2 separate regions of the Homo sapiens genome follow, and region 2 is linked to region 1. A link is a loop called in an ENCODE intact Hi-C map of the cell type or tissue named here. Cell type or tissue: ascending aorta. All regions are shown on one strand. Links, peaks and the distances in the headings refer to the core of each region. The heading gives the core; the rest is flanking DNA.

The links. Peaks named below come from ENCODE experiments on the same cell type or tissue, not always from the same donor. Only the 100,000 strongest peaks of a DNase experiment are listed, where the experiment ranks them.
Region 2: a loop joins it to region 1, with 2.1 times the contacts of the local background. A loop is called at or near these places in 2 of 110 quality-filtered maps.

What each region holds. Positions count from the first base shown.
Region 1 is chr1:170,407,873-170,423,587 of GRCh38, reverse strand. No RefSeq gene overlaps it. Among named protein-coding and RNA genes, the nearest start is that of GORAB, 120 kb to the left of the region's middle. In ascending aorta, for the core only: no CTCF peak of the experiment used is centred there; a DNase peak (open chromatin) is centred at 8,397; H3K27ac peaks cover 3,149 bases.
Region 2 is chr1:170,302,644-170,318,358 of GRCh38, reverse strand. No RefSeq gene overlaps it. Among named protein-coding and RNA genes, the nearest start is that of LINC01142, 26 kb to the right of the region's middle. RefSeq lists an enhancer at 2,764-3,265. In ascending aorta, for the core only: no CTCF peak of the experiment used is centred there; DNase peaks (open chromatin) are centred at 8,558 and 10,788; H3K27ac peaks cover 2,087 bases.

The DNA.
Region 1 (15,715 bases), core at 6,380-11,379:
AAAAAGCTTATCCACCATGATCAAGTCGGCTTCATCCTTGGGATGCCAGGCTGGTTCAACATACGCAAATCAATAAATGGAATCCATCACATAAACAGAACCAATGACAAAAACCAACTGATTATCTCAATAGATGCAGAAAAGGCCTTTGACAAAATTCAACACCCCTTCATGCTAAAAACTCTCAATAAACTAGGTATTGATGGAACATATCTCAAAATAATAAGAGCTATTTTTGACAAACCCACAGCCAATATCATACTGAATGTGCAAAAACTGGAAGCATTCCCTTTGAAAACCAGCACAAGACAAGGATGCCCTCTCTCACCACTCCTATTCAACATAGTATTGGAAGTAATCACCCCTATAAGGATTGTGTTCCAAGACCCCTAATGGATGCCTGAACCCATGGATGTCATCAAACCCTGTATATACTGTGTTCCTTCCTGTACATAGGAAATTATCATAAAGTATAATTTATAAATTAGGCAGGATAAGAAATTAATAACAATAATGGATAACAAAATACTAAATTAAAATAATATACTACAATAAAAGTTACATGAATGTGGTCTCTTTCAAAATATCTTATTGTACTATACTCATCTTTTTTCCTGTTATGAAGAAGGGATGAAGTGGGATGCTACACTATTTCATCATGCTAGTCAGAATGGCCGCTATTTAAAACTTGTGTATTGTTTATTCCTGGAATTTTTCATTTCATATTTTCTGACTATGGTTGACTGCAGGTAAATGAAACCACAGGAAGCGAAACCATGGATAAGGGAGATTTTCGTATGTTAAAAAACATTTTTAATGTTTTAGTATGAATAATTTTAACATGTACAAAAGTAGAGAGGCTAACACAATGAGCCTCCCCACTCCTACCCCAGCTTCACTAATCATCAACTCAAGTTACTTTTGTTTCATCTGTATTCTTACCTCCTGTCATCCAATTATCATGAAGCAAACCAGACATCATGTCATCTCATTAAAAAAAAGTTTTCTTGGCCGGGCGCAGTGGTTCACACCTGTAATCCCAGCACTTTGGGAGGCCGAGGTGGGTGGATCACTTGAGGTCAGGAGTTCAAGACCAGCCTGGCCAACCTGGTGAAACCCCATCTCTACTAAAAATACAAATATTAGCTGGGAGTGGTGGCGGGCACCTGTAATCCCAGCTACTTGGGAGGCTAAGGCAGGAGAATCACTTGAACCCGGGGGGTGGAGGTTGCAGTGAGCCGAGATTACACCATTGCACTCCTGCCTGGGTGACAGAGTGAGACTCTGTCTCAAAAAAAAAAAAAAGTTTTCTTAAGTATCTTTAAAACGTAAGTATCATTAACAAAATTCATAAGTAAAATATTTTTACATCCATGAAGAGTAAGAAAATTTCCTCAATATAATCAAACCTCTTTATGTTTTTCTGATTATCTTATGTATTTTTTTAATAGTTGATCAATTGTTTTGTCTGAATCAGGATCCAAACAAGGTTCACATATTGAATGCAGTGATTATGTTTCATATCTCTTGTAAACTTTGGGTTTCTCCTTGTTCTCTTTCTTTGCCATTTATTCACTGAAGAAATCTGGTGTTTTGTCCTATGGAATTTTTCATGTTCTGGATTTTGTCCAAAAACTTTATAAGGTTTTAAATAATCAAGACTTCAGAAGAAAAAGTCTAGCAGAATAGATAAGGAAATGGCTAACTTAGGACCACAGTTGTCCTTTTTTTCCCCGTTTGTCACTAGCAAAACCCTACAGAAGCAGATGGTTAATTAATTTCGGTGGTCATCCAGATTGGTGCTGACTTTCAGAATCTAAATGGTTAACATTGTTTGGGGATCCAAAATTCAGGAATATATCAAGGCAAAGGTGTAGATTATGAAAATAATATATATACATTGTATACAGATGATATGATTTGGCTCTGTGTCCCCATCCAAATCTCATCTTGAATTGTGATCGCCATGTGTCAAGGGAGGAACCTGGTTTCCCTCATGCTATTCTCCTGAAAGTGAGTGAGTCTCACAAGATCTGATGGTGTTAAAAGTGGCAGATTCTCCTGTGCTCACACTTCATTTCTCTTTTCTGTTGCCATGTGAAGAAGGCATGGCAATCACCTTCCACCATGATTTTAAGTTTCCTGAGTTTTCCCCAGCCATGTGGAACTGTGAGTCATTTAAACCTCTTTCCTTTATAAATTACCCAGTCTCAAATATATATGCATGAAATACAAATACGTGTATATATACGAAATATATATACACAAATAGATATATTTTGTATATATACAGATATATACACATATTTATATTTCATGCATATATATTTATATTTGTGTGTGTTTTAAACATGTTTAAATATATGAATTAAAGGCTTGTTTTCATTTTTCTTGAAAAGTTTACCCAGTCAATAAATGAAAGCTTTCAGCCCACATTTCTGCTGGTAAACAAGATAGAAAACCATATATTCCAAACTTCTTTTGCTGTTAAAGGGATTTCTTTCAACCCTAAAATATATATTCATGCTTTGCCTGCATTACAACTATTTTGGATATAGACCTAATTTCTTGATTTATGATAAATAAACATTTCATCCTGTCATAACCATCTTGCTTATATTCAAAATAAACAGTGTGCATTATTTGGAAATAGTGTAAATGTTGGAGTTATTCAGAGCCATAGAAGCAAGACACAATTGCTTCTCTACTACCCTAGTAACCTCCCAACTAATCTTCCCACTTCTATTTCCACCACTCTCCCTAACTTATTCTCCATATGGCTGACAAAATGATGTTTTTATGCTTAATTCTGGTTAGCAGAATAAGCATTTTTTAAACTTACAAATACAGAAATACATTTTAGAAAGAAAAGTCGATAAAATGGTTCAAAGTAGTTCTTTGGAGTTGAAATCAGGATGGGATTTTTTCCTAATTATTACAATATAATTGCTGTAATATCATTTGATGTTTTGTACACATGTATTATACATGTGTTATTTTGGCAAAATAACTTTTTTTGTCAAGGAACACAGTTGTAACTGCTGCATCCTTGATGAGGCTATCCACTACCATCCTGCCATCTCCGTCTTGGGGCTGCTTTAAATTATCCTTCCCAAGTCCTGTTTCTTCATCTTTTCCTTCAATTCTAAAAATTCCTTTTTAGTTGGGGTTGATTTCAGCTGTTTGCAACCGAAGAGCTCTGATTGATATACATGGACAAATGTGCGTCTCATCTTACGTCTCTCCAGTGGATCCCCACTGCCTACAGAGCAGTAAAGGGCCTTGGCTGGCCATCTGAGGACCTTCGGGACCAGGCCCCTCTTCTCGCCATCAGGTCTCTGTCACCATTTTTGTTTCTAGGGGAGCCAGTCACAGAAACTGACTGTGCATCTATGGGTGTGCTAGGCTCTCCCTTTTTTCTGGAGTGATGCTTCTTCTTTCTTTGGCAGATGGTTATTCACTTTCAGTCCTTGGCTCAGGTATCAGCTCCACCACAAAAACACCACTGAGTCCTTCATTTGTGCTCCTATAGAGCCCATATATACCTCTACTTACTATTCCCTGCCAAAGATTGATACTATTTCTTATGTATCTGTCTTCTCCATCAGACTCTAAGATAATCAAGAGCACAGCTTCGTTTATTTTTATACTTCCAATGCCTCCTACATCCCATCACACTCAAATTTAATTTTTATTTTTATTTTTATTTTTATTGATCATTCTTGGGTGTTTCTCACAGAGGGGGATTTGGCAGGGTCATAGGACAATAGTGGAGGGAAGGTCAGCAGATAAACAAGTGAACAAAGGTCTCTGGTTTTCCTAGGCAGAGGACCCTGCGGCCTTCCGCAGTGTTTGTGTCCCTGGGTACTTGAGATTAGGGAGTGGTGATGACTCTTAACGAGCATGCTGCCTTCAAGCATCTGTTTAACAAAGCACATCTTGCACTGCCCTTAATCCATTTAACCCTGAGTGGACACAGCACATGTTTCAGAGAGCACAGGGTTGGGGGTAAGGTCACAGATCAACAGGATCCCAAGGCAGAATAATTTTTCTTAGTACAGAACAAAATGAAAAGTCTCCCATGTCTACTTCTTTCCACACAGACACGGCAACCATCCAATTTCTCAATCTTTTCCCAACCTTTCCCCGCTTTCTATTCCACAAAACCACCATTGTCATCATGGCCCGTTCTCAATGAGCTGTTGGGCACACCTCCCAGACGGGGTGGTGGCCGGGCAGAGGGGCTCCTCACTTCCCAGTAGGGGTGGCCGGGCAGAGGCGCCCCTCACCTCCTGGACGGGGCGGCTGGCCGGGCGGGGGGCTGACCCCCCACCTCCCTCCCGGACGGGGCGGCTGGCCGGGCGGGGGGCTGACCCCCCACCTCCCTCCCGGACGGGGTGGCTGGCCGGGTGGGGGGCTGACCCCCACCTCCCTCCCGGACGGGGCGGCTGCTGGGCGGAGACGCTCCTCACTTCCCAGACGGGGTGGCTGCCAGGCGGAGGGGCTCCTCACTTCTCAGACGGGGCGGCTGCCGGGAGGAGGGGCTCCTCACTTCTCAGACGGGGCGGTTGCCAGGCGGAGGGTCTCCTCCCTTCTCAGACGGGGTGGCTGGGCAGAGACGCGCCTCACCTCCCAGACGGGGTCGCGGCCGGGCAGAGGCGCTCCTCACATCCCAGACGGGGCGGCGGGGCAAAGGCGCTCCCCACATCTCAGACGATGGGCGGCCAGGCAGAGACGCTCCTCACTTCCTAGATGGGATGGCAGCCGGGAAGAGGCGCTCCTCACTTCCTAGATGGGATGGCGGCCGGGCAGAGATGCTCCTTACATTCCAGACTGGGCAGCCAGGCAGAGGGGCTCCTCACATCCCAGACGATGGGCGGCCAGGCAGAGACGCTCCTCACTTCCCAGACGGGGTGGCGGCCGGGCAGAGGCTGCACTCTGGGCACTTTGGGAGGCCAAGGCAGGCGGCTGGGAGGTGGAGGTTGTAGCGAGCCGAGATCACGCCACTGCACTCCAGCCTGGGCACCATTGAGCACTGAGTGAACCAGACACCGTCTGCAATCCCGGCACCTCCGGAGGCCGAGGCTGGCGGATCACTCGCGGTTAGGAGCTGGAGACCAGCCTGGCCAACACAGCGAAACCCCGTCTCCACCAAAAAAAATACGAAAACCAGTCAGGCGTGGCGGCGCGCGCCTGCAATCGCAGGCACTCGGCAGGCTGAGGCAGGAGAATCAGGCAGGGAGGTTGCAGTGAGCCGAGATGGCAGCAGTACAGTCCAGCTTCAGCTCGGCATCAGAGGGAGACCGTGGAAAGAGAGAGAGAGGGAGACCGTGGGGAGAGGGAGACGGAGAGGGAGAGGGAGAGCTTAAATTTTTTGTGAGCTGAAATGGATACTTCTGAATCATAAAAGGGGTTAAATTATATATTACATAATTTGCATGTTAGTTTTTTTAAAACCTCTATCCAAAAAGGTACTTTAAAAAATACTAATGTTAACAACACTCAAAAATCAAGTCAGCTCTCCTATGTATGATGGTTGGTCTTTAATGGATAAAGAGTAAAGCTCTATTGACCTTTCGGGGAGAAATCATCAGGCTCTCCTTGATTGCACTGCCATGACGACATGGCAACATCAGTATGATCTATTTAAACATATACTAAAATCTAAATGTCTAGGGATCTGTCCTTGTTCACATTCATTTGCTAGGGCTGCTGTAACACAGTACCACAAACTGAGTGACTAGCTTACAGTTATGGAGACTAGAAGTTCTAAATCACGGTTTCAGTAGGGTTAGTTTCTTCTGAGGGCAATGTGGGAGAATCTGTTCCATGCCTCTCCGCAGCTTCTGGTGGTTGCTGGCAATCTTTGCAGTTCCTTGGCTTATAGATGCATCACCCCAATATCCTCCTTCATCTTCACGCTGCATTCTCCCTGTGTATGTGTCTGAGTCCAACTTTTTCCTTTTATAAGGATACCACTCATACTGGGTTAGGGCATGTCCTAATGAACTCATCTTAACTGGATCATCTGCAAAGACTCTATTTCCAAATGAAATCACACTCACAGGGGATAGGGCTTCAACATCTTTTTGAAGGACAAAATTCAACTCATAATAAGTGTCTACTGTGATCTCTTGCCACTTTCCCTTCCCTGGTTACACTGGCCTTCTTCTGTTCCTAGAACAGATCAATGGATTGCCCTTCTCACTCTCATGGATTTGGTACTTCCTATTCTTTATACTTGGAAAACTCTTTACCTGTCCACTATAATCTTCTTTAGATCTGAGGGCCAAGCCAGAGAGTCTGGCCCTGACCACTCTATCAAGGGATGTCCCTCCAGCTACCTGCTGTTAGTCTATTTATTTCTGTATAACCCTTACCACTCCCTGAAATCATCTTGTTCTTTTATGTGTTTGCCTCTCCTATCTAGAATGGAAGTTCCAGGACCACAAAGATCTCACCTTTCTTCTTAATGATGCACCCTCAACACCTAAAACAGTACTGGGTGTATAGTAGAGGCTCACTAAAGAATGACTGTGTTACATTGAATTAAATGTACTCACAAGTAAGGTAAAAAGACAATCATTTGGAGTCACATAAACAGATAGCATAAAAATTTACCAAGGAAACAATAAAAACGAGGATGTTATCCAACAGTTATTTTTTTCAAATATGGAAACACCACTATCCTCCCTTCTCCCATGACTCAACGTTGCCTTGGATCACACGTCACTTTTGTTTTAACATAGCCTCCACTGACCACCCTATTTAAAATCACATCTCTCTACCTGAGCCAGTATTCCCACATAATTCTTTGTTGTTCTATTGTTCCATAACACTTATCATTTCTAAAATACTCTATAATAAACTTATTCATGCTGCTTTTTAAAATTGCCTTTGTCTTCTCCAGTAAAGACATTTGTCCGTTTTTTTCACTGAAGTAGCAAAAGAATTTAGAACAGTGCCTGGTACCTAGTAGGTGCTCAATAAATACTTGTAGATGGCTGAATGAGAAGTGCTGTCTTGCCCTTTCAGGTTCCAAATTGTTTACTTGGGCACTATGGCAATAACAGAAGCTTATTTGTAAATGAAAATGTAAAAGAAAATTCCAGATTAAAGAAGAGAGAATTCGAATCAATATGGTGTGCACAATGCTCAGTGTTTTTATGCAGGTTCTTTCTATCCTTGCTTAACATTTTGATGTTTATTGGTTCCCACATATTAAGTTCCCATTAGGTTAAGTGAATCCTGCAGGAGCTGTATTGGTTCTGAACTCCGGGCTTCACTTTTGCCTTGACCATAATTGAGGTTTTTGTCATTCTCTAGGCTGAGTGGTTAGTGGTTAGTAGTCAGTGCAGTCTCTAGCCAGGCCTATTATATTTCCTTTTTCTAAAGAAACGTTTTCCCCGCACCATACCAACATAAAAGGCCTCCCAACAATCCAGACCAACCTTTGTCTTAATGGAGTCTGAAGTTCACTCCCCTGTTTATGATGTGTAACAACTGAAGTGGGAGATATAAAGTTTGCAGCTATTATGTAATCAAAAACATTTGTGTTTTCCCAAAAAGGAAGGAGGAGGCAAGAAGGGGATGGGGAGATGGGGAGGGGCGGGGGATAGGAAAAGGAAAACCCCCAGATTTAGAAGCTCAGAGCCTGTGCTGTGAGCAGGAAGTTGAAACTCATCCAGCTGTCACATAAAAACAAAAGAAAAATACTTTATGTATTCAATCATTATTAAGGCTCTGCATGTCTATTTCCCATGTTATTTGCCAGCAAGTATATATTGGTTTTCAAATGCTAGCATTTTAAGAGCAGTAAAAATATTTGCTTTTAAGTTAAAAATTGCTTCATTTCTGAAGGCCATAAAAACAAAAATTCATGTGGTAAAAGAGAAAAAAAAATATGTTACTCTCACCCTCAGCTTCAAGCATTCTTTACTGAAACCAAAGAGCCCTCTATTGCTAACTTGGAAGGGCACTTTCTAGATGGAGAGTTGCTGTAGGCTGAGCCAGCAGTGCACCAGTCCCAAAAATGTTTTTTAGGAATAAAGTACCCAGTTTCCAGTGATGTTGTAGAGGTGGACAGGACTTAAAGGCTAGCAGATGATCGCCCTTTGGGCTGCCAGCACATGCTTCTTCTATAGAGAGGAGGTCTCTTTAAGCCAAACTGAAAGACGGGAAATTTGGGGAAGTAAAAGTTTTTTTGGGCATCTTTCTCTTTTAGCTTCTCTGTATGAATAGGGAAACCACAATTGGAATTGAATTATTAAATTTATGAATCTTAGCATTGTGAAGTGTTAGAACTAGAAAATACTGAAGAAAGCAAAGGCCTAACTCTGTATTTTGCAGTTGAGAAAATTGGAGCACAGAGAAATGCTGTGACTTTGCCAAGGTCATGAGTCTATTCAGCATCTGGGCCAAGCTTCAAACTCACTCACATAGTTGTCTGAAAATAAACATTGAATGAAAGTATTCTGATTGTGATTTACTCATTTTCCCTCTTTGGTCGTCTAATAAGTGTTTTTGTGCTGTCCTCTAAAACCTTATAGAAAGATTATTTTACTACTTCTGGAGGAGAAAACTCACATATCACTATTTAGTCTATTTACTTCATTTCTATAAAAGACCATCTTGAGAATGTGTTTTATACACTCCAGGTCCACATAAACATAAAATTTGATCCCTTATGAATAGAAATGTTTGTAGTGGATTCTTAAAAGGCAACAGTGTTCTGATGCAGCTTTCCCACAGGAAAGAGTTCCCGAATTCCCAAATTCCTGTTGATGATGCCAATTTCTCTTGAAATTAAGACTTTGTTTATTTCACCCTCACTGTCATTCTTGCCCATTCACCATACCTCCAGTTTAAGTTCAGCCTCTTTTTTTTTTTTTTTGAGATGGAGTCTCGCTCTGTCGCCCACGCTGGAGTGCAGTGGCACAATCTCGGCTCACTGCAACTTCCGCCTCCCGGGTTCAAGCGATTCTCCTGCCTCAGCCTCCTGAGTAGCTAGGATTACAAGCGCACACCACTATGCCCAGCTAATTTTTTAATTTTTATTTTTATTAGAGATGGGGTTTCACCATGTTGGCCAGGCTGGTCTCAAACTCCTGACCTTGTGATCTGCCCACCTTGGCCTCCCAAAGTGCTGGGATTACAGGCGTGAGTGAGCCACTGCACCCGGCCAAATTCAGCCTCTCTTTAGATACTTCTGTCTTAGCTCCTTACTCAACACCTTTTTGGCTTCAGTTCAAAATTGCTCTCCGAGAGGACTAAATAACCTTGATGCTCATTGTCACCTCTTTACTGCCCTTAGTCATTGATTGGCATGTTTTTGTCTATCCAGGTCCTGGTGCAAAGTGCCCTGCTAAGTTCTCCTGAGCTTAACATCTTCTTTCTATTAATACATCCTAAATTCTTGACACTTTTATCTTCTCTCTTACTTTCTATATTTATTACGTTTGAAATAAATACACACAAAATAATACATCAATCAACTTCATCCCTGTAACTCTTGCATATATGCATGTGTGTAGTTTTAACAAATGATAATACAAACACTTGTGTGTACACCATCAAGTTTAAGAAATAGAATACTGTTGATGTTGTTGAAGCCATTATAGGCTCCTCCTGATTGCACCTGCCTCCCTTCCAAATATTTATTATTCCATTGCTTTTCTTTATAATTTTACTATTTATGCATATGCCCCTAAGAGATGTTTAGTTTTGCTTTTGTTGAGGTTTAAAAACATGGCACCATATATATATATATATAGCTTTTTGTGACTTGCTTTTCCTGCTTACTATTTTGTTAAATTATTGCTTATCAATACATGTTACTTAATTAGTTTTCATTGCAGTAAGGAATTCCATTATATGACTATTTCACAACTTATTCATACTTTCTACTTTTGACTGATAGATATTTGGGTATTCTCAGTTATTTGTTTTTACAGAAATTGCTGTTATGAACATGTTTATTCATGTCTCCTGGCTTATTCATTAAATATTTTCTCCAGAGTATAAAAGAATAAATTTATTTTTACATTATAGGCTATAAGTATTTTCAACATTATACCTCAACATTATTAGGTAATGTAAAACTGTTTCCTGAAGTCACTGTACCATTTATATTCCCATTACTCCACAATCTCTCCAAAACTTGGATTTATCCAACTGTTTTTTGTTTTTGTTTTTTGCTAATTTGGGTGTGTGAAATTTTATCTCATTCATAATATTAATATGCATTTCCCTAGTTATTAATGCAGTTGAACATTTTTACATTCAGACAGGCCATTCCTGTTTCCTCTTTTAATATATGAACATGCATATTCATGCATTTTGCCTACTTCTAAGAAATTGAATGGTCTGTCTTTCTGTTGTTTATTTATATGAGTTCTTTTTATATTCTAGATTCTAGGCTTTTTGTTCATAATGTATTGTAAATATTGTCTATGAATTTGTGACTTTTTTACTTTTTTGGGGTTTCCTTTTGATGTTCAAAAGTTCCTAATTTTAATATAGTCAAATTTCTTTACTTTTCTTCATAATTAGCATTTTAAAAATTTTGTTTAAGAAATCCTTCTCTGCCTTGGGTTCACGAATTATTCTGCTAGTTCTTTCTAAAACTGTAAAATTTTTCTCTAGAGCTATATGGATTTTGTATGACTGTGTAGTATGAGATATAATCTTCTTTTTCTTATGAATAGGCAAATGGACCACTACTATTTATTGAACAGTCTAATCTTTCCTCACTAATCTGTAACAAAAGCTCTGTTATATATCAGGTTTCCATATTTGGCTGAGTTTATTTGGGGCTCTGTATTTCATTCCACTGGGCTATGTGTTTATATCTGTACCAATAGCATATTTACTTATTAGATTAATTTTATATTAAGGAAAGATTTCTGGTGTGGTGAGTCCTTTCAATATAATTCTTTAAGAATATCTTGGCTACAACAAGCTTCACAAAATGAGTTGGGCAGTTTTCCTCTTTTTCTCTTATTTGAAAAAGTTTTGTGTAAGATTGAAATTACCTGTTTCTTAAATATTTGATCTAATTTATCTGAAAATGTCTTTACCAGGTGCTCTATTTGTGAGAAGATTTAATTGGATTGAATTCCTTTAATAATAAAAAGTTCTTCAAGATTTTTATGTCTTCTGTCATTTGGTTAAGTTACATTTTTCTAATAATGTGTGCAGCTCACCTAATTCCTCAAATTTATTGGCACAGAGGCTTTAATGATAGTCTCTTGCTATCTTTTTAAACGGAGTTCCTTCTCCAGTTGTGTCCTCTTTTGTATTCATAATATTATTCATCTGTGCCTCCTTTTTTTCCCTTTAATCTTACCAAAAGTGGATCAATTTTATTAGACTTTTAGAAGATACATTTTTGGCTTTTTTGATCCTCTCTATTGGATCTTTGATTTTTCTTTTATTAACGCATCACCATTCCTTCAATGGTACATTTCTTTCTGATATTGCTCTAATCCTTTAGCAAATAACTTCATAAATGAGTTCACAGTTTGCTGAAGGAACAGGTGACAGGTTAAGGAATTTCACACCATTCCCTCCCTGACTTTAGCAGAGATTGGCTATTGCCCAGTTGGGCAGAAAGTAGCTTTGGGTTCGACAGGGTGGTATATGGTATTAGGAATATCCATAACATCAGAGTCTGAAGAGGATACACATATGCCTTTGACAGCCCTAATCACATTACCATACATTTGATACTAAGATTTTCTTACTTGCTTGTTTAAACTACATACTGGTGAATTTCCAAAAATGCAATTTTTACCTATATGAGAGAGATAACAATTTCCCACCGATTAAATATTTTGACAGGGTGAGCGATTAATAAGGGAAGACAAGGAGATAGAATTGCTGAGGATGGAATGAATTCTTGAAATGAATACACTTGACTATGAGATAAAATGAAAAAATAAAAAGAGGAAGAAATATTGGCAATTATTTTTCATTCACATAATAACTTACAGTTTTCTTTTTCAGACATCTGAATAAGCAAAACCTCATTTGATTCTCTAATAGCCCCACTATCAGTGAGTTGGGTAAAGCAAGTATTCTAGAGAATATAGAAGGAGAAGCAAGTACCTGGGGGTGGTTTCCTTAGGAAAGGAAGTCATCTGCTTGACTGAAGACAGCCTTAATAATGAAACAACTGATAAATTTTTAAAACATTTTGTCGAATTGCTGTGATGCATAGAGTACCTTGAATAGATTTTGAGATGAACTTGATTAACAGGCAACTTGTTTCAATTGACATAACCTTCCTGAGAGTCATCGTTATTCCTTACACTGATTTCCTCTTCAGAATCTAAGATATAATATACATCTTTAATTTATCTCATCACTCTAGTGAGGCACCTTCCAGCATATGCTTTTGAATTTGTTAACTGAAGGCATATCTTGAGTTTGTAATCCATGAAAGCTGGTATTAAAGACAAAATAAATATACTTCAGGAAAGATAACATTTTTCACAACAGATGTGAGAGCAAAGAAACTGCTGACATGTTTATTAGCAATGGATAAACTGAATGTTTCAGTTTGGCCCAGCACCCAGAAAATGCAGATGTGTATCCAGATGCAAACCTCTAGAGTCTGCAAAATAAAATTTGTATTGGACATTTTACAAGATCTTTGGCACTTCCTGCTTGACAAGAAGTACCCCTGAGGGCCACCTATCTCATGATATTTAGGCAGTTTTTCCCCTACTCTTGTAAGAGCCAAGAATTGCAGAGGGCAGAGGGCACAGTACAAAAAAAAAAAAAAGAAAAAGAAAAGAAAGAAAGCAACAAAGAAAGGAAGAAAGAGGAGGAGAAAAAAATAGAAATGAGAAGTTTACTGAACTTTTTTGACCTTCAAGTTAGGATTTTTAAAAAGTGGGTCTGGAATATGAGATGACTCAGTCATCTTTCTTCACCCTAGGTTATTTTTACTAGTTGTGAACACACCAAGCATTCCTTAGCTCTTGCGAACATTTATTTGAATGCGTAAGGTCTCAGTTTAATTCCTGTCTTTTCCCTGGTGGGAAAGTACTTGACTAAAGTCTTAGCTAATTTCAGAATGCAGTGATTTTTTTTTAATGTATGGACAAATCCTAACCAAAAAGTAAGGCTCCATATAGGAATCTATGCTTTTAACAATATCTATTTAGGATAGAAAATACATTAGAGAGTGTCCAAAAACTAAATAATTTGGTATTGTGCCTACTCTAGGGGGATGTATGGCTGAGTTAATTAAATTATTGATTAAAGAATCTTCCTTACAACTCATTTTCAACAAAGAAGGAGCCAAGAACATACAATGATGAAAGAACAGCCTCTTAAATAAATGATGCTGGGAAAACTGTATATCCATATGCAGAAGAATAAAACTAGGACCCTATCTCTCACGATATACAAAAGTCAAATAAAAAGGAATTAAATATTTAAATCTAAGACCTAACACTATGAAACCACTAGAAGAAAATGTTGGGAAAATGCTCCAGGACATTGGTCTGAGCAAAGATTTTTTGTGTAAGACCTCAAAAGCACAGGCAACAAAAGCAAAAATAGGCAAATGAGATTATATCAAGCTAAAACACTTCTGCACATCAAAGGAAACAATCAGCAAAATGAAGAGAACCACAGAATGGAAGAAAATATTTGCAGACTATCCATCTGTCAAGGGATTCAAAACCAGAATATATAAGGAGCTAAAACAACTCAATAGCACAAAAACAAATAATCCGATTTAAAAATGGGCAAAATATGTGAATAGACATTTCTCAAATGAAGACATATAAATGACCAACAGGTATATGAAAAATGCTCAACATCACTAATCATCAGGGAAATGCAATCAAAGCTACAATGAGATATTATCTCACCCCAGTTAGAATGGCTTTTATCAAAAGACAGAATAACAGATACCGGCAACAATGTAAAGAAAGGGGAACCCTCCCACTGTTGTTGGGAATGTACATGAGTGCAGCCACTGTGGAGAACAGTATGGAGGTTTCTCAGAAAACTAAAAATAGAACTACCATATGATCCAGGAATTCCACTATTGCGTATATCTCCAAAAGAAAGAAAATCAATATATCAAAGAGATATCTGCACTTCTGTGTTTATTGCAGCACTATTCACCATAGCCAAAATATGGAATCAAACTATGTGGTCGTCAATGGGTGAATGGATAAAGAAAATGTGAGATGTATATAGATGTGGTATACAATGTGATCTATCTATCTATCTACAATGAAATATTATTCAGCCATAAAAAAAGAAATTCTGTAATTTGCAGCAAGATGGATGGAACTGGAAGTCATTATGTTAAGTGAAACGAGCCAAGCACACAAAGACAAATATCACATGTTCTCACTCATCTGTGTGACTTATAAAAGTGGATCTCATAAAAATAGAGAGTAGATTGATGGTTATCAGAGGCCAGGAAGGGTAGTGAGGAGGGGGTATGAAAAGAGATTGGTTAATGAGTATAAACATGCACCCAGAAGAAATAGGATCTTGTGTTCAGTACAACAGTAGGGTGACTATAGTTAACATTAATTGATTATACATTTCAAAGAGATCGAAGAGAATAATTAGAATATCTTAGCATAAAGAAAATATAAATATTTAGGGTGATAAATATCCCAATTACCCTGATTTGATTATATGAATATGTCAAATTATCATATGTGCCCCCAAAATATGTATATGTAATACATATCAATAAAACGAGAATCTGACTTTTCATCAGTTAGTTTTTAAAAAATTAACAACAGTAATAGATATAATTTATTCAACCACATAAGCCAAGTACTGTGCCAATTGCTTTACATGCCGATAGTAACAATTGCTAACATTTGATCAGTTAGCGTGTTACTCATTATGGTAAGCTGTTTACTTGCATTATTTTATTTAATTCTTTCAAAAATTCCTTAAAGTCAATTTCACTATTATGTATATTTGCTGTATGACAAGACTAAGGCTTAGAAAACTTAAGTGATTCTGTAAGATGTTTGACAATAAATTTAACTGAGGGAAAGCTGTTTTGAGATGTTTGGATTGTTTTTGTAATGGTGAAATTATTTTTGTGAACTTGTTTAGAACTTAGAAGGCCTTGAAAGTTGCAATGGCATTTAATTCATACACCTAACAAATTACATGCTGATTTGCTCATGACTTGTCACTACTATTCTCTCCTTGGTGCCAGGAGAATATGAATCTGTAGTGAGTTGTTCAAATAACTGCACTTCTTTGAGGCACCAGGACTCAGAAACCAAGAACCCAGTAAAGAACGTGGGGTCAAGACAGAAATTAGTACACAAAAAGTAGATATTTAAAACAATAGATTTTCATCAGATCAAGCAACAATAACCAAGTGAAAGTGTTATTTAAAAATTGGTGATACAATCCCCAGGAACCCCCTTCATTGTGGCTTCTGGCTTTCTTTATTTTATATACAAACTTGATCCTAAAACATCTGTGCTTAAAAGTCATCAACATGGATGAAATTTGAGGCTTCATCTTGAATTGATGTCTATGTGTGCATGTTTCTGGTACAACAGCAATGCATAAATGTATTTTCAGGATTGTTTAGAAACATAACATTTTAAATATTTGTTTCAACAAGACAAATGTAACATTTTAACAATTTTCATTACAAATATAGTGATTGTGAAAATGTGCATATGCTTGGTCATTTACCTCACTC
Region 2 (15,715 bases), core at 5,871-10,870, 100 kb after region 1:
CAGCTGGGGTATAACAACTCTCAGGAATTTTTCAGAGCCTAAGGAAGACCTGTGCCTAAATAGAAAGCTATTCCACCTATTCAAGGAAATAGAGTGAAGTAGGATTTGGGACAAGGAAAAGCCAAATGAGGAATTGAAGTAAAAAATTCTATGTCAGGAGCAAAACCAGGGTCATTGTAACCTGAAGTTATTAGCACTAGCTTAATAATATGCCCATTTGCTTATTTCATTCACAGATATTTGGTGCTCCTAGTAGAATGGTCTTCACACTTCAGTACCCATGGGACTTACCTGAAGAAATTGTTCAAATACAAAATTTTGGGTCACTGCCAGAGATCATGATCCATTTGCTTTGGGGAGACACTCAAGACATTTCCTTTTAACAAGCTTTCAGGACATTCTGATGCAGATGGCCCTTTGGATGCACTTTGAGAAGCAATTTTATAGCATCTCAGGCATAGGATGAAGACTCAAACAGATTTACAAACATGGAACAGACTTGTCTTATTGTTCAGAAAACTTTGAACAAATAGTGATATGTATTTTAACATTGATGATAAATAATAGCGGTAATAATAGCTACTATATGCCAGGCATTATTCTAGATTATACTCATATATTATTTCAATGAATCCTTAGAGTTAACAGTCTTACTCTCATTTTACAGTGAAAGAGACTAAGGTGCATAAAGATTAAGTAACATGTCCAAGCGCAGGAGCCCAGGCCTCGCTTACTCTCAATAGTCTCTAACCCTTGTCTCCTGTCCTATATGCTCTAACCAGGACAGTACAGTACTGGACATTGCTATATAAGACAATATATGGTAAGTGTTGAGAATAACACCTACAAGTTGGTTTAGTGGGTATGATGGAGAAGGAACTTACATTTATTGAGTGCTTACTGCATGATAGGATGCATGTATTTTTAAACACCCAGTGAGGTATAAATTATCATCCCATTTACCTTCAGTTTCCTCATATGTAAAGAGGGGATAATAAAATATCTTATCTCACAGGGTTGTTAAAGATGATTGATTAAAACAGATAATGTAATGTATCTAGCACAGTGCTTGGCTTAAGCTCTTGATAAATGTTAGGTACTATTATTTTCACTATTACTATTTTTAAATTGTTTTTAATTGACAAAATTTGTGTCTATTTATGGTGCACAATATGATGTTTTGATATATGTACACATTGTAGAATGGTTAGATCAAGCTAATTAACATATCCATGAACTCACATACTTATTTTGGGGGGTGAGAACATTTAAAATCTACAGTCTTAGCAATTTTCAAGTATGCAATATATTGTCATTATCATTACTTAAAGTTGAAAAATTTGAGGCTCAGGGAAGTTTGAGAAATTGGTTGAACTTAGCAGTTTTCAAGTATGCAATATATTGTCATTATCATTACTTACAATTGAGAAATCTGAGGCTCAGGGAAGTTGGAGAACTTGGTTGAAGTTACCCGCTAACAGGACCTGGGATCTGATCAGCCTGGCTCCTCTTCCATGCCGTGCTGCCACTCAGCCACTGGCAGAGTAGGATGCCCTGCCTTCTGGTGACCTGGGAAGGCTTCGTGGATGAGACAGCTCTAGAGTCGGGTTTGCAGAATGGGTAGAGTTTCAAGCACAGAAATAACAGTGAGGGTACTCCAATTTTTGCCTGAGCTATTTACCTCACCGAACTTATGTCTGTAATTTAACAGAGCCCAAATCTTTCAAGACTTCAGCCTTCAGAACTTCTGCCAAAACAAATTTCAGGCAGGTTAAAGAAAAATGTTTCTGGATTCCTTCAAGACACTCATGTGAAAGGTGCAGGGAAAGCTTGTGTATTTAGGGAAGAAACAGAGGCTGGACAGCAAGATTGCGGCAGCAGACCGGATGCGGTATCCTAAAGAGGCAGGCCATGGCCAGCCCCATGGGCGCTGAGTGTCAGTGTAAGCCTGCAGAAGGTCACAGCCTGGGGGATGTGGCCCCACTCCATGGGGTGGAAAGAAGGAATTTTACTGCCATGAGCCTTTCTGGAGGAAATTCAAAGGCTAAAAACGTAGCCCCTGAGCACTGGAGTTACACCCATGGAGTATAAGTCACTTATCAGTGAATCATTCCTTCAGTGCCAATACACCATGGAAGAAAGTAGGAACCCACAGAAGCTCAGTTTCTCCATCAGTAAAATCAGGGGCCACATGAGTGGGAAGGGTAAAGGCGAGGCTGCAGTCTGCTCTCCTGGCTCCCCGGCCAATGTTCTTTCCCAGCCACAACTATGTCGGCTCCAGGGTTTCTCTACAGAGGGTGGCTGGCAGACAGCCCCTCCACAGTCCTGACCCCAAGGAGCTCTGGAAGGAAGAGGGAGTTAGAAAATTTCCTTTTCTGTCTCTTTAGAAACCCCACTTACATTAGATCCCTCTATGGAAAAATTTCTTTGATTTTGTCTTCAGTCTGATGGCTTTTTAATTTAACCAGTACCTTCATTTATTCATCCATTCAACAAGTATCTGTGAAGCACTTGTTGTGTGCCAGGCACTGCTCTAGTTTCTTTGGAGACAATGATGAAGAAAGGAGACAGCAATCTCTACCTGCATTGGGCTTATATTCTAGGAGATGGAAAGAGATGATCTGTAAATAAGACAAATGTCTGAAAAATATGGTACATTGGAGGCAATGAGTGCAAAGAAAAAAATAAAGAGGAACAGAGGTAGAAAGTTGGTGGACAGGGGAGGCTAAACAAGGGATGGGTAGCCAGTGAAGGCCTCCCTAAAAAGTGTCACCTAGGAAAAGCCCACACAGATACCTGGCGAGAGTATTCCAGGCAAAGCGGCAAAGCAAAGGCCGGAGTAGGAGTGTACTTGGAATGGTAGAGAAACAAAGGCTGGAGTGACCAAGAGGAAGCACACTGGGAGGAAGTGAGAGATGAGGTCCAGAAGGGAGCAAGGAGAGTGCAGATTGTGGCTTCTCTCTACCTGAGAGGGGATGACTGTGGGGAGTTTTGAGCAGAAGAGAAATGTGATGTGCCTTGAGTTTTATCACAATCACTTTGATTATTGTGCAGAGAAGGGAACAATGGTCAGAGCAGGAGCCCAGCTAGGAGGCCATTGTTATTCCCCAGAATTATTGAATTGATTATGCCTAGCTGGTAGTTGGTATTTCCTGTCATTTTTGAGGTCTTCTAAATGCCAAGTGTGATTCTATAGCGTCTCTTTCCTGGGCTCTATAACTTTTTCTCCCTCGGCATAACATGCATGAAACAAACCTCACTATTTATTCCTGCTGCTGGATATCCCTGCTGATTCTGAACAATGACAGCCCTGACACAAAGAACTGCAGATGATGTTGAGTTGAGAGAGTGGGAAGTACCTCATACTGGCTCTTCAACACCTGCTCCAGTCCCCTTTGCATGTGTCTTCCTGTACTTCAGAGACTGGAAAAGCAGAAAGGAGAATGATGCTTTCCAGGTCTCCTGGTAGCTCCAGTTTCTAGGGGGATTTGATTTCCTCCATGCACACACACTGCTGCAAGACTTGGAGGCAGAAGAGAGCACAGGGAGGGGGTGGTCAAGTAGAGAAAGGCGAGATTCTCTGGAAAGGATGGTGTCAAGGAGGAGGAGCCTGGATTCTTTAAGAGGAGCTGACATTCTCCTGTCACAAGTGCCAAGTGGTGAGCAACCAGGCCATGACAGAGGGATGTGCCTCAGAACATCATTTCCCCTGGATGCTGTCCTTGGCCAGTACTCCCCAGCTTGGTAAGTTCCATGGACCATTTAGAAATTCTGTATATTTCCAACAGCCTCTAATAAACCCTGTTTGACTCAATGAGTCTAAGATGGCTGTAGAAGATTCTGCAGTCTAACCTTAGTTTTAGACTTCAGGAAGGACAGGGAAGCAAAGGGGATTTCATCAGTGTTCTGTCCACCTTCTAAGGAGACTTCCTGGAAGCCTCCCACAGAATTTCACTTACATCTTGCTAGCCATAGAAACTTAGTTACATGGCCACACCTAGGTGCAAGGAGGCTGGGAAATGTAGAAGTTTAGCTGGACACCTTTTCATCTCAATAAATAAAGGTTTTCTGTAGTAAAGAAGTACTTCTTTCTCTTAGTAAAGAAAAGGGAAATAGATATTGGGTAGGCAGTTTGCAGTCTCTGCCACAAAGGATACACATTATTTTAGGGTCTTGATACATATTGCTAAATTGCTTTTTTTTAGAAATGTTTACACTCTCATCATCATCAAAAATGAAAAATAAAACATGGGGAAAAATTAAGTGTACATATCCAAATGTTTGTTATAGCCAAAAACGTGTCTCTTCATATCAACAAAACAAATATTCAAGTGCCTAAAATGTGCCAGGTTTAGTCCTAGAAAGTGGGAAGAAAGCATGAAACAAAACAGGCAAAGAGCCCTGTCCTCAAGAGAATATGGTTGCAAAATTTGCCACTTAAGGACTGTGTTTTCATAAGCCCAACCACCAGATTGGCTGGTTAAATATTGATTGTTGGCAAAAATTGTGATTTGGGTTTTGTAATGGTGATCTAAAGCCTTCCTTTTGACATAGATTGTTTGAATGTAGAATTCATAGTCTGTTGAGGGTGCTAATTTGTGGCAATGAAGTTTAGTAGTAAAGTTCCAGAATATAGATCTTACTATTCTCCAAGGTGTTCAGTGGTGAAACTGTCTCATCTAAGAAAGTGATCCTGTAAAAAAGGTTAAAAGTTGGGGTAGGGGGGTGTGCAGGTAGAGGACAAGAGCCAGCAAGTCTAAAAACACAGAAAATGAGAGCGTGTGAAGGGAGCTGTGAGTAGCGCCTGATCAAGCAGATGCCAAGTGAAAGGGTGACAGTGGCAGCAGATGAATCACAGTAAGGAGTGGGCCAGATCATGATACTGTATTAAAGAATTACAATTTTATTCTTCTGGTAAAAGGAATCATTAAAAACTGCAGAGCAGGATGTGATGTTATCAAAGTAAATAAAAGGATAGAGGCAAAGTTATTAGCATGGCGCCTGGCACCTAGTAAGCCCAGATAAAATGTTAGCTGTAATGATAATTATTATTCCTTGATTACAAGCATCACTCTGGTAGCAGTGCGGAGGATGGGTGCGGGACGGGGAGATTAATTAAGAGGATTTGGACAGTTGACAACGTGAAAAGAAGAAGATAGAGAAAAGAGACATTCAGGAGAAAAACAACAAGACTTACTGGAAGATGAGGTTGAAAAGAAGAATGTAGGGTGCCAACGTGGGTGCCTAGGTATGTGATGGACCCATTCACTGATAAAAGATGTGGGCAAGGGAATGTTTTTGTAGGGAAATGATGAGGTGCCTTTAGCACATCCAGATAATCATGTCCTCTTGCATCTCAATTTTCTATTCCAATCCAAAACATTGATATTACACCATTTCAAGGGACCTGCTGCTTCCATTCAAAGGGTGACAAAGACTTCAAATGCTTTGGCTGGACTCACGATCTCTGTTAGAACCAAATGAGGAACAAGATCACCTGTCATCCTACTGTTCTCTTGCAACCTGGGAATTATTTCTTCCAGGCTTTCAAGCCTGTTAGCTCATGTGCAGGAGGAAGCAGAACATTTACTCAGGCTCCTTGCAAGGCTGGTTGCCACATGAAGATGCTCACCAAAACCAAATTTATGCTTTTATTTTTTCCGCTTATCTTGTCAGGAGTGGGAGCTGAGAGAGGGGAACTGCAGTAAGGCTGTTCTCTTGCCTCAGTGGCAGAGAGCAAGGAGGGCCTCAAGGAGCTCTGCTTGCCCACCTGGACCATTTAAATTAAGAGACGAGCAAGATGCCAAGTGCACAAGGGCAGACTGCCTGTGCAATGAGCTCACAGAAAGGTTGTCTGGCAGGGGCAGCTTCTTTGAGGAATAAAATCCTTGTAATTCACTTCCCTTCACTAAAACACAGAACTTCCACATGTAAGAGCTGGGTGTCTTTGTAAAAGCAGGGGGAATTTATAAATTAGACATTATTAAATTGTGTTTTACTTGCAGCTCATTTATTTTTAGGCCTAGCATAATTGCTTTCAGACCTCGGGCTTGCTGCAGTGGTGATTTTGTCCAGCTCTGCAAGATGACCTGGAGACTCAACTCCAGGCACAGGGATAACAGTCCCCTGCTTCCTACACTCTAGAGGGTCAAAAGCAAAGCCCAGACCAAAGACAAGGGAGATGAGTTTTTGGTTCTACTCCTCAATCACCCAAGCTACTTGATTATGTTAAACCAAATCCAATCCCCTTTCTCTGCCCTCATACTCAGGTAACAGCTTTTAGTGTCCTTCTTTAGAAATATCAGTGTGTTATATAGAGTAATGGAGTCAGATCTGGATTGGGATCTCATTTGTACTCCTTGGTTGCTTCAAGTTAACTTAGTGCAAGTTAACTTAATCCTTCTGAGCCTTCAATTCCTTCACATGTAAAATGGGGCTAATAGTAGGACTGATCTAACGGGGTTGTTGTAAGACTGGCTAATATAACACAATGCATATGAAGATCTCAGCACACTGCTTGGTATTCTATAAATGGTAGACATGGTTAGATAGATGGATAGATCAAAAGTGTATGTTCAATATGGTCAGTGCATGCAGGCCAAGCTATGTAAGTTTCCAGTAACAAATAACCAAGTCCTGTCTAAAGATTTTTAATCAGAGCCAATATTCCAGATGAAGCAATCACTTTTGACTACCTACAGTCTTTCTGTGGGGAGAAACAAGATGTAATATTTTTAGAGCAGGTCCCACTAGTTAGTTTTAAATTATGTAAAATCTGCTGGGGTTCATCAAGCAAATTAATCCTTTCATTCTGGGGTCTTTTCTCCAGCAGTGACAGTTAAAATTTTGTAAAACTAACAAACAAACAAACAAAACAACAACACTGACAACTGCTTCTTTTCTTCCAGAACCCTTCCTGCTCATGGGTTAATTCCTCTTTATTCCCTGAAGAGGTAAAAACTTTAGAAACTAACACAAGGGATTCCATTACCATTTTTTATTAGTCATTTATCTACTGTTCCCATGTTACTATACTAGAAGAACTGTAACCACCCAAACACCATCTAAAAACACATAAACATAATTTGCAAGAAATTTTCTGACAGGTCCCCTTGGGCCTATTTGATATAAGCTTAGTAACAGAATGCATTTTAAGTCAGTACATTTTTCTGGCTAAAATTACCCATTGGTTCCATATTTATGTAAGAATGTGTTCATGCTCTCCTGGGGCTGGACTTCATCCTCCATACTCCCCCTGGGGTGTAGCTCTATAATGAACCAGTGGTTTTGATGACTTCCCGAAGTTCTCTCTCCTAGAACACATGATCTGGAAAGACTAAAACAGAGGCCAAAGGAATGCCTTGAGAACACTATTAATTTAGATGCTATGTCTTTAAGGAGTTGGGAGAAGCAGTATCAGGAGAGTTTAGCAGACCTGGGAACAAATAGAAGTTAATTCCTCTTTCGGTGTGCAAATGATGTTCTTCAGACTTACAGAGCCTGTCACACACAGCAAGCCTCCTGCCTTTCCCCTTTCCTGATCATCTCTCACTCAAAAACTAAATGTGCCCTTCTAAAACACAGCTATGTTTGAATAAGAGCTCTACATTAAACTCTTTAGACTTTGTAATGAAGGCACTAGCCTGGCACATATGCCCTTAACTTTGTGCCTTTCCAGCTTTGTCTATCACCGTCGCTGTCATATCCTCCACTTCAAACACGCAAAACTCATCCTTCCCCAAATTCACCATGATTTGCTCTCTCCAACATCTTTGTGTTGGCTGCTTCTTTTGCCTGGTGAAATCGCACCCATTAGTCAAAGCCCAGCTTAAATATAGTCTCCTAAGGGAAGGATTCCCAGTGCCTAAAACTGACATAGTCACTTTCTCCCCTGTGATCCTGGCACTTTGTAACAGGCCTCTACTGCAGCACAGTACACACTAGTTTGCAATTAATTTTTATTTGTCCCTCTCCCCTATTATATCGTGATATTTTCAAAGGATAAGAAACATGTTTTATGAATTTCATGTGCCCCAGTGTTTCAAAAGTAGTGAGTGAATTAAAGAATGAATGAATGAACCAACCCAGCACATGGGTCCAATGATAGATGGGAAAGAAGATGAGATATTAAGCAGGGACCCACCCTTTGCTTCCACATTGTCTGGACTAACCTACTGACTCAGTTTGTGAGAGTTTTCTGGGAGATGATACAAACAGACCCCCATGGAAAGACTCCCTGCTTACAGAAATGCAAGGGGGCCTTCATAGGATGAAAGAGCTTCTTAAGTTTTCTGTCATTAAAATTTACCAAAGAGAGGGCAGCATCAAAAAGTGCTATCAGTAAGAATAGAGGGGGACCATGCAAGAGAAAATTGGGTGCAAAGTTTCCTTTGCAGAAAAAGTACAGCTCTATGGGCTGGGAAATTCTTCCACTTAAGAGTCATATGCTCTGGAATGTGCAAGGGGAAACAGTCTCAGTAGGGTCTTGACTCAGCAAGGCCTGGAATTGATGCTTGGGCTGTTCTGCAAGGTCCTAGGGCATTTAGATTCACAGCGGCCTGAGCCCAGTTGCACACGCCGGCATGTATCAGTACAAGCTTTAAATCAGAACCACCCGTTACACCTCCTCCTCTCTCTCTGGCTCTGAGCCCTACCCTCAAAACCCCCTCCCTCCCTTCACTGCAGGCTCATTAAGGCCTTTCCCAGTGCAGAGACACTGCATTTGGGGGACTGTTGGAGTGTTTGATATTTTCCACTCTGCGTGTCAAGGGCATTTACAGTCGGCGTCAGAATGTTATGTCGGTCTGAGGAGGCACTTTGAAGTGTTTGTGGTAGAGGCCACATGTGCAAGCAAGATGTGCCTCCTCCCGATCCCTGGATCCCTGAGGTTCCTGCTCAGCTCTTTCCCAGAATCATGTGACAATGAACAACACCACTTAACCCTTTGCTTCGTAGTGTAGTAGCTGGTTATTATTACCCTTATTATTATTATTCATTATTTTGAAAAAGTACTTCATCCTCTTTCTACATCTTGGCTTTGGAGATGGTTTGGTGGCCTCTCCTTGCCTTCCAATCACTACTTCTTGGACCCTTTTTGTGGCTGTTACTGCTAACACTCTTACATAAATGCATATGTAGAAATATATTTCCAAATAGTACACACAAAGCAAATGCATATATCGTAATACTGTACAGATGGTGAAAGCAATGGGGTTCTTGACACTTTCATACCATTTCATAGTTCATTCCAAAAGCCAGCAGGCTGGCCAATCATCCCCTTCACCAATCCCAGAGTCTCTGATGCTCAGCCATCATCAACACAAGAAGCCCCCAAATGGCATCACTGTTTTTCCCATTTACTAAATGGTCATTCACAGGTAGTCTCTCCAATGTCACTCGGCCTATTCCGTGAAAATCTGGGGTCCTGAAACTCTGAGCTAAAATTTGAAGAAGAAAAAATATGAGACTTTCAGAGGAAATGTTATCAGCCAACCTGAGTCTCTTACTTGCTACATGGTTTGGCTCATGCAATGGAGTAGGGCTTAAGTTGATAACCTTCAAATCTCCTCTCAGCTTAAAGAGGTTCACTAATGCTCAGCTCTCAAATAGTCTGGAAAGGAAAGTCTTGGACATGGTAGAGTGGGCTGGGGTGGAGGCACATGGCTTCTCTCAGAGACAATGGGCATCAGTCTCTCCGGAGATCAGTTTATATTAACAAAGCACCAAGCAATACGGTGGAAACAAGACAGTTTTTTTTGTTTTTGTTTTTTTTTTGAGATGAGTTTTGCTCTTGTTGTCCAGGCTGGAGTGCAATGGCACAATCTCGGCTCATTGCAACCTCTGCCTCCAGGGCTCAAGCAATTCTCCTACCTCGGCCTCCAGAGTAGCTGGGATTACAGGCACACGCCACCACACCTGGCTATTTTTTGTATTTTTAATAGAGACGGGGTTTCACCATGTTGACCACGCTAGTCTTGAACTCCTGACTTCAGGTGATCCACCCACCTCAGCCTCTCAAAGTTCTGGGATTACAGGCATGAGCCACCACACCCGGCCAACAAGCAGTTTTTAATGAACATAAGTCACTTTCAGGCATTAAAAGATCAAGACCCTTTGGCAAAGTTGCCTTGGGCTCAACTCCATTATTTAGAATGATTTCTGGAGATATTTACTAAATATGGGATTATCCCCTGCAATAACAGCTATACTTCTTTATTTTGATTTAGGGGTCTGAAGAAAGAAAAGAGATGTGCTTTAACATTAGACTATCAAAATACTAATAATAGTTACTGTGACACAGACAATAATGTGCTAAGTAAAGCATTACCTTATTTAAGGCTCATAATAACCCTATGAGGTGAGCATTGTTCTCTGTATCTGAACCTCATGGAAGTTAATGGCATGCCCAAGGTGGTATTAGAAAATGGAGGGTCTAGGACATGGACTCAAAACTTTCTGACAGTTGGTGGGCCTTTGCCTGCTAGTCTGTATTATTTCCCCAAATAGTTAACCTTGTCTTTATTATTATGTTGTCCTAACAGTGACTCTAATTTATCGTCCTAACATTGACTTTAATATCTGCATTACTTATGTCCATGACACAGTTCTGCTTATTCAAGGTCAGGGTCAGTGACCTTTTCATCTCCTAAGACAACTCCTAGCATACTGCCTTCCCTGGCCTCACATGTTCCCCAGCTCTGAGTCAGGGGTGTTTCATCAATATCTGTTGAATGAAGGAATGAGTGAATGGCATGTAACAAGCCTGGGAAAGGTGCTGGAGCCTAAGGCAACAACATCTCTCAATTTCTGTAATGGAAGTCTGCCCTGGGACTCCCCCAACACAAACAGGACACTTTCCCAAAGCAGCCAGGGGATTCAAATCCTTTAATGCTGGGAATCCAGAAATCCTCCCCTGACAGCATAAACTTGCAGGCTTCTTGCACCTCTTTCTTCCAGTGCCACAGACTCTGAGCTTTATTGGCCTGCCAACAATTAGGCACACACACACACAAAAAAATGGATCAAAGAGGAGGACATTGGCTTACATAGTTTGTCAGAATAACTTTGCTGTTTGTATTTGCTATGCACAGTGTCAATTCTCTTCTACAAAATAGGGCATTTGCACCCCAGTAAAGAGCCTCACTGAGAAGAGCGACAAAAGGGAGAGAGTTAATAGTGCTCTGTTGCAAAGCTGTCTTATCTTGTAAGCTGTTCCCAGGAGGGCTGCTAGCATGGGATCAGAGGGGTATACCGTGTGTTTTTTTTGGGGGGGGAGGGGGTTGCTTTCTTTTTTTTTTTTTTTTTTACACATTGGTTGGAATGAGAAACCTTTCCAGTAACTGTGTTCTGGAAAGAAAATATTTGATATGGAATAGTGTCCATGACATGTGATCCCTAAAAAGCCCACTTGGACCAGTGCTTGAACCATGTTTTCAATCAAGAATTGCTACCTTCAGTACCTCCTGGCTTTCAACAGTGGAGACCCTGACCCAATAATTTCCTAAAAAGGCTTCTCCCTTTATATGGGTCTCTCTTCTTAGCAGAGCTTATTTATTTTGTTTCCAATGTACCAGAAAAGAGATATGTTTTTCTGTTGCTGAATGGATTAATCCAAGTATTTTTATTTGTCTTAGAGCAGAGTTGGCAGCTGGTTCTCACAGGAGAGGGGATTGGCAGCTAAATCAATTTTAAATTAGGCATTTGTCATGATTTAGCCTACTCATAAACCTTTAAAAAATCCCAAAACTTAAAGGTCAAAACTAACAGAACTAAGATCTGCCTGTTTTTTTGAATTAATAAAAAGAGTTGGTGGTTCTTTGCCTGCTAACCTGTATTACTACCCAAAATAGTTAACCTTTTCTTTATTATTTTATTATGCTACATTTTCCTCTACACTTTTAAATTTTATTTATGTTGTCTCTTTCTTCCCTTGTTTCATATTTTCCCTTGCTCACTGACTCATATCTTTCACTTTCTACACCCTCTGTTTTTTGCTCACTCGATATTGTGTGTTCCAGATTAGCAGTAGGGTGGGAAGCCAGTGGAAGATAATGCACTTTGGAAAGGAGAGTGTTATTTCTAATCTCTATCTGTAGCATTGTTCACTTCTGTATTAGTCTATTTTGTTTTGCTATAATAGAATATCTGAGATTGGATAATTTGTAAGGAAAAGAGGTCTATTTAGCTCCCTGTTCTGCAGGCTGGCAAGTTCAAGACTGATCAGCTACATCTGGTGGCTTCTAATGAGAGCCTCATGCTGCATCATAGCATGGTGGAGAAGTGAAAGGGGAAACAAGCATGTGAAAGAGAACAAACAGGAGAGGCAGCCTGGCCAAATAACAGCCCATTCTCAAGGGAGCTACTCCATTCCCATGAGAACTAACCCGGTCTCAAAATAAAGACATTAATCCAACTTAAGGACCTAATTACCTCTTAAAGGCATCACCTCCCAACACCATGACATTGGGGGCCAAGCCTCAACATGACATTTGGTGAGGACACATCATATTCACACTGTAGCAATGTCCATATAAGAAATTCCTCAGCAGCCTCCACCTGAGCACTAGCCTTTCTGTTGCTATTGCTTTCCTTCTTTATTTTCATTGTTTTCTTCTTTTTTTCTCTTTTCTCCTCTTCTATTTTCTCTGCTTCTATTCCAGAGGAAATAAAAATAACGATTATTTATTGATTACTGAACATAGGCTAACTATAATATTGCACACTTTTAAATTATGTCATTTAATAATAACTAGAATCCTAAAAGTTAAGTGATTCTCTTACCATTTTATAGATAACGAATCAATGCCTTGCCCAAGCCAGTGAGAAAATGGAATAAGGACCACACCCCAGCTTGCCCCAGTACATGTTGCCTTTAGAGGTGAGTTCATTCTCCATTTTTCTGCTGACTTCAGGCCTGAAGGTTCCAGTTGCCATAAGGGTGCTGGGTGCAGGCCCTTTCATTTAAGATCTAGATTCCTGGGGCTTGAGACGTTGACATTTAGGCTCAAGTTTCCTTTAGGTATGTTTTCAGCAAGGATATCCCAAGGCTAATGGGAGTGTAAGAGGAAGAAGGAGTCCTTTGGTTTTCTTTTATCAATTGTTATTCATTTAGATAATTTTTATTTTTTAAATAGAAGAAATAAGATCTAGTGTTTGGTAGCATAATAAGGTGACTATAGTTAAAAACAAATTATTTGTATATTTCAAAATAACTAGAAAAGTGGAATTGGAATGGTCCTAACACACAAAAAATGTAAATGCCTGAGGTGATGGATCAGTTACCCTGATTTGATCATTACATATGGTATGCTTGTATCAATGATTCACATATACCCCATAAATATGTACAACTATTATGTACATACAGAAGTACAACTATTATATACATAACAATAAAAATTTTTAAAAACACCCCAAAAATGAAGTTTGCATTTATCACATCATTTTAATTTTGCATTAGGGTGTAACTCACTAAAAATGAAAATAAAAATACTTTTCAGTAGGAAAACACATTAATTTTAAAAAAAGCCTAGTATAAAACATAAGCATTGTGATTATCATTGAAAACCATTTGATTGCCACAAATTCAAATGAAGTAGTGAATAAAAACCAAGTAGCATTTTATACCTTAAATAAATGAAAATAGGACCATTTCAAGTTTAAAGGCAATAGGTCAAACATTGCAGAAGATGACAAGAGTTAAATCTTAGGTCTAGGAAATGGTTCAAGAACCTCTCTTCTTTTCACCATGAGAGCTTCAGAGAGAGACAAAAGACATCTAAACAAAGAACTATCTACTCAACCTCCTTTTAGAAAAGTTGCATTGATGATAGCTTTACTTGTAAAGATTTGGTGATGACTTTGCCTGTTATAATATGATATTCTGCAAAAATTAGATGGTATTGAGTTTCCTTCCTAGCTTGAAGCAAGTTATGCTTATTGATTTCAGTATCGATAAGCAGACTTAAATTGGAGAATGAATATTCCAGTGACCTAATTGAATCTCAGATATTATTCATTTTTGTCTTTTATTAGTTTGGTGGGCCAACTGAATGTGAGTAAAATAATGATAAATTTATTTTATAAACAAGGAAATATTCATTTGTATATCTTAACTTGGCTCTGAACCTTTTTGCTACTTCCACCAAAGTCAGCTAAATCAAGGATGGTTCATTTGAAGAGGTTCCATTTGACGCAATATATATTTATCTGTGACCCATATCTCATCCCGTGAGAATTCCCCCATTTGGGGGAAATGCATATTTCCTGCTCCTGGTGTTTCCTCTTACGTAAAGGGTATGCATTAATGCAACACTTGTGGCCTCTCTCCATCTTTTGGCTCACTCCTGGAAGGGTGGCGGTAGAGAGGGCAGGAAGTAGTAACTCAGTTGATTGGTGCTCTTGAGAAGAATTGGAGATGCTTAGCCCTGTCTCTTCCTTTCTCCTTCTCAGAAGAGCAATGTTCACAGGGTACATGTATTCATCTCTTTATCTCTGGGAACTGGCTTTGTTCCTGCAGAATAGGAAAACTGGTCCCAGTCCAGTGCTGCAAATGAATATGTTGGTACAGTTTTAGGGTCAAGACCAACTATCTAATTTTCAGAGCTCCAGTGAAAGGTGAAAATGTGACTTCCTTTGTTTAAAGATCAGGAAAAATATGCCATTAAAGGAAGACATGAAGCTTTTCCTTTTTTCCACTTTCACTCTCAACTTGTCTTGGTGCTTTTTGTTTGCTACTCATTGTCATTCTAAGTAAACTGAAAATTTTAAATAATTACTACTATGATTTTTTCATTCATCTTCATATTCTGCAATAATAGTTTTAAGCAAAAATATCAGAGCATTTAACTCCTATGCAAAACCACAAAAATTCTCAATTTGTTTTTATTGGCTTTTTCTTAGAGGGTGCCTCAAGCTGGCCAGGTGAGCTAAACATTCCAACTAGCAATAGAGAATGCTAGCAAACTAGAAATAAAGGACATTTTCTCAACCTGATAAAGGTCATCTATTAAAAAAACAACAACACAACTAACATCATTCTCAGTGGTGAAAGACTTAATGTTTTGCCCTTAAGATCAGAAAATAAGCAAAGAATGGCTTCTCTCACCACTCCTTTCAACATTGTAATGGGGGTTTTAGCCAAGAGAATTGGGCAATAAAACAAAATAAAAGCCAACCAGACTGGAAAGAAAGAAGTAAAAACATCTCTATTTGCAGATTACATGGCCTTGTATGTAGACAATCCTAAGGAATTCACCAAAAAACAATTAGAACTAATAAATGAGTTCAGCACGGTTTCAGGATATACAAAACAATCATATTTCTATTCAGTAGCAATGAACAAATGGATATGAAATTAAGATAACATTATCTTTGCAATAGGATACAAAAGAATAAAATATTTAAGAATAAATTTAACAACAAAGTGCATGACTTGTACACTGTACATGGAAAACTATAAAGCATGGTTGAAATAACTTGGAGATAGAGTAAGTAGGAAAACAGCAACAGCTTAGGTCTAATGTCTCCCCTTCTCACCAGTCACTGGATTGATACACGAGGCCTTAGACGGGGGTGAAGCCTGAGAAAATTGATCCAAGAATCTCCCCTTTCTACAAACCCACAGCCCTATCTCACAGCAGATGGGTTACTCCCAAAAATCTTTAAACCTCCACAATGGGTCATGTTCAGTGTTTTGATTGGAGTGGTGGAATGA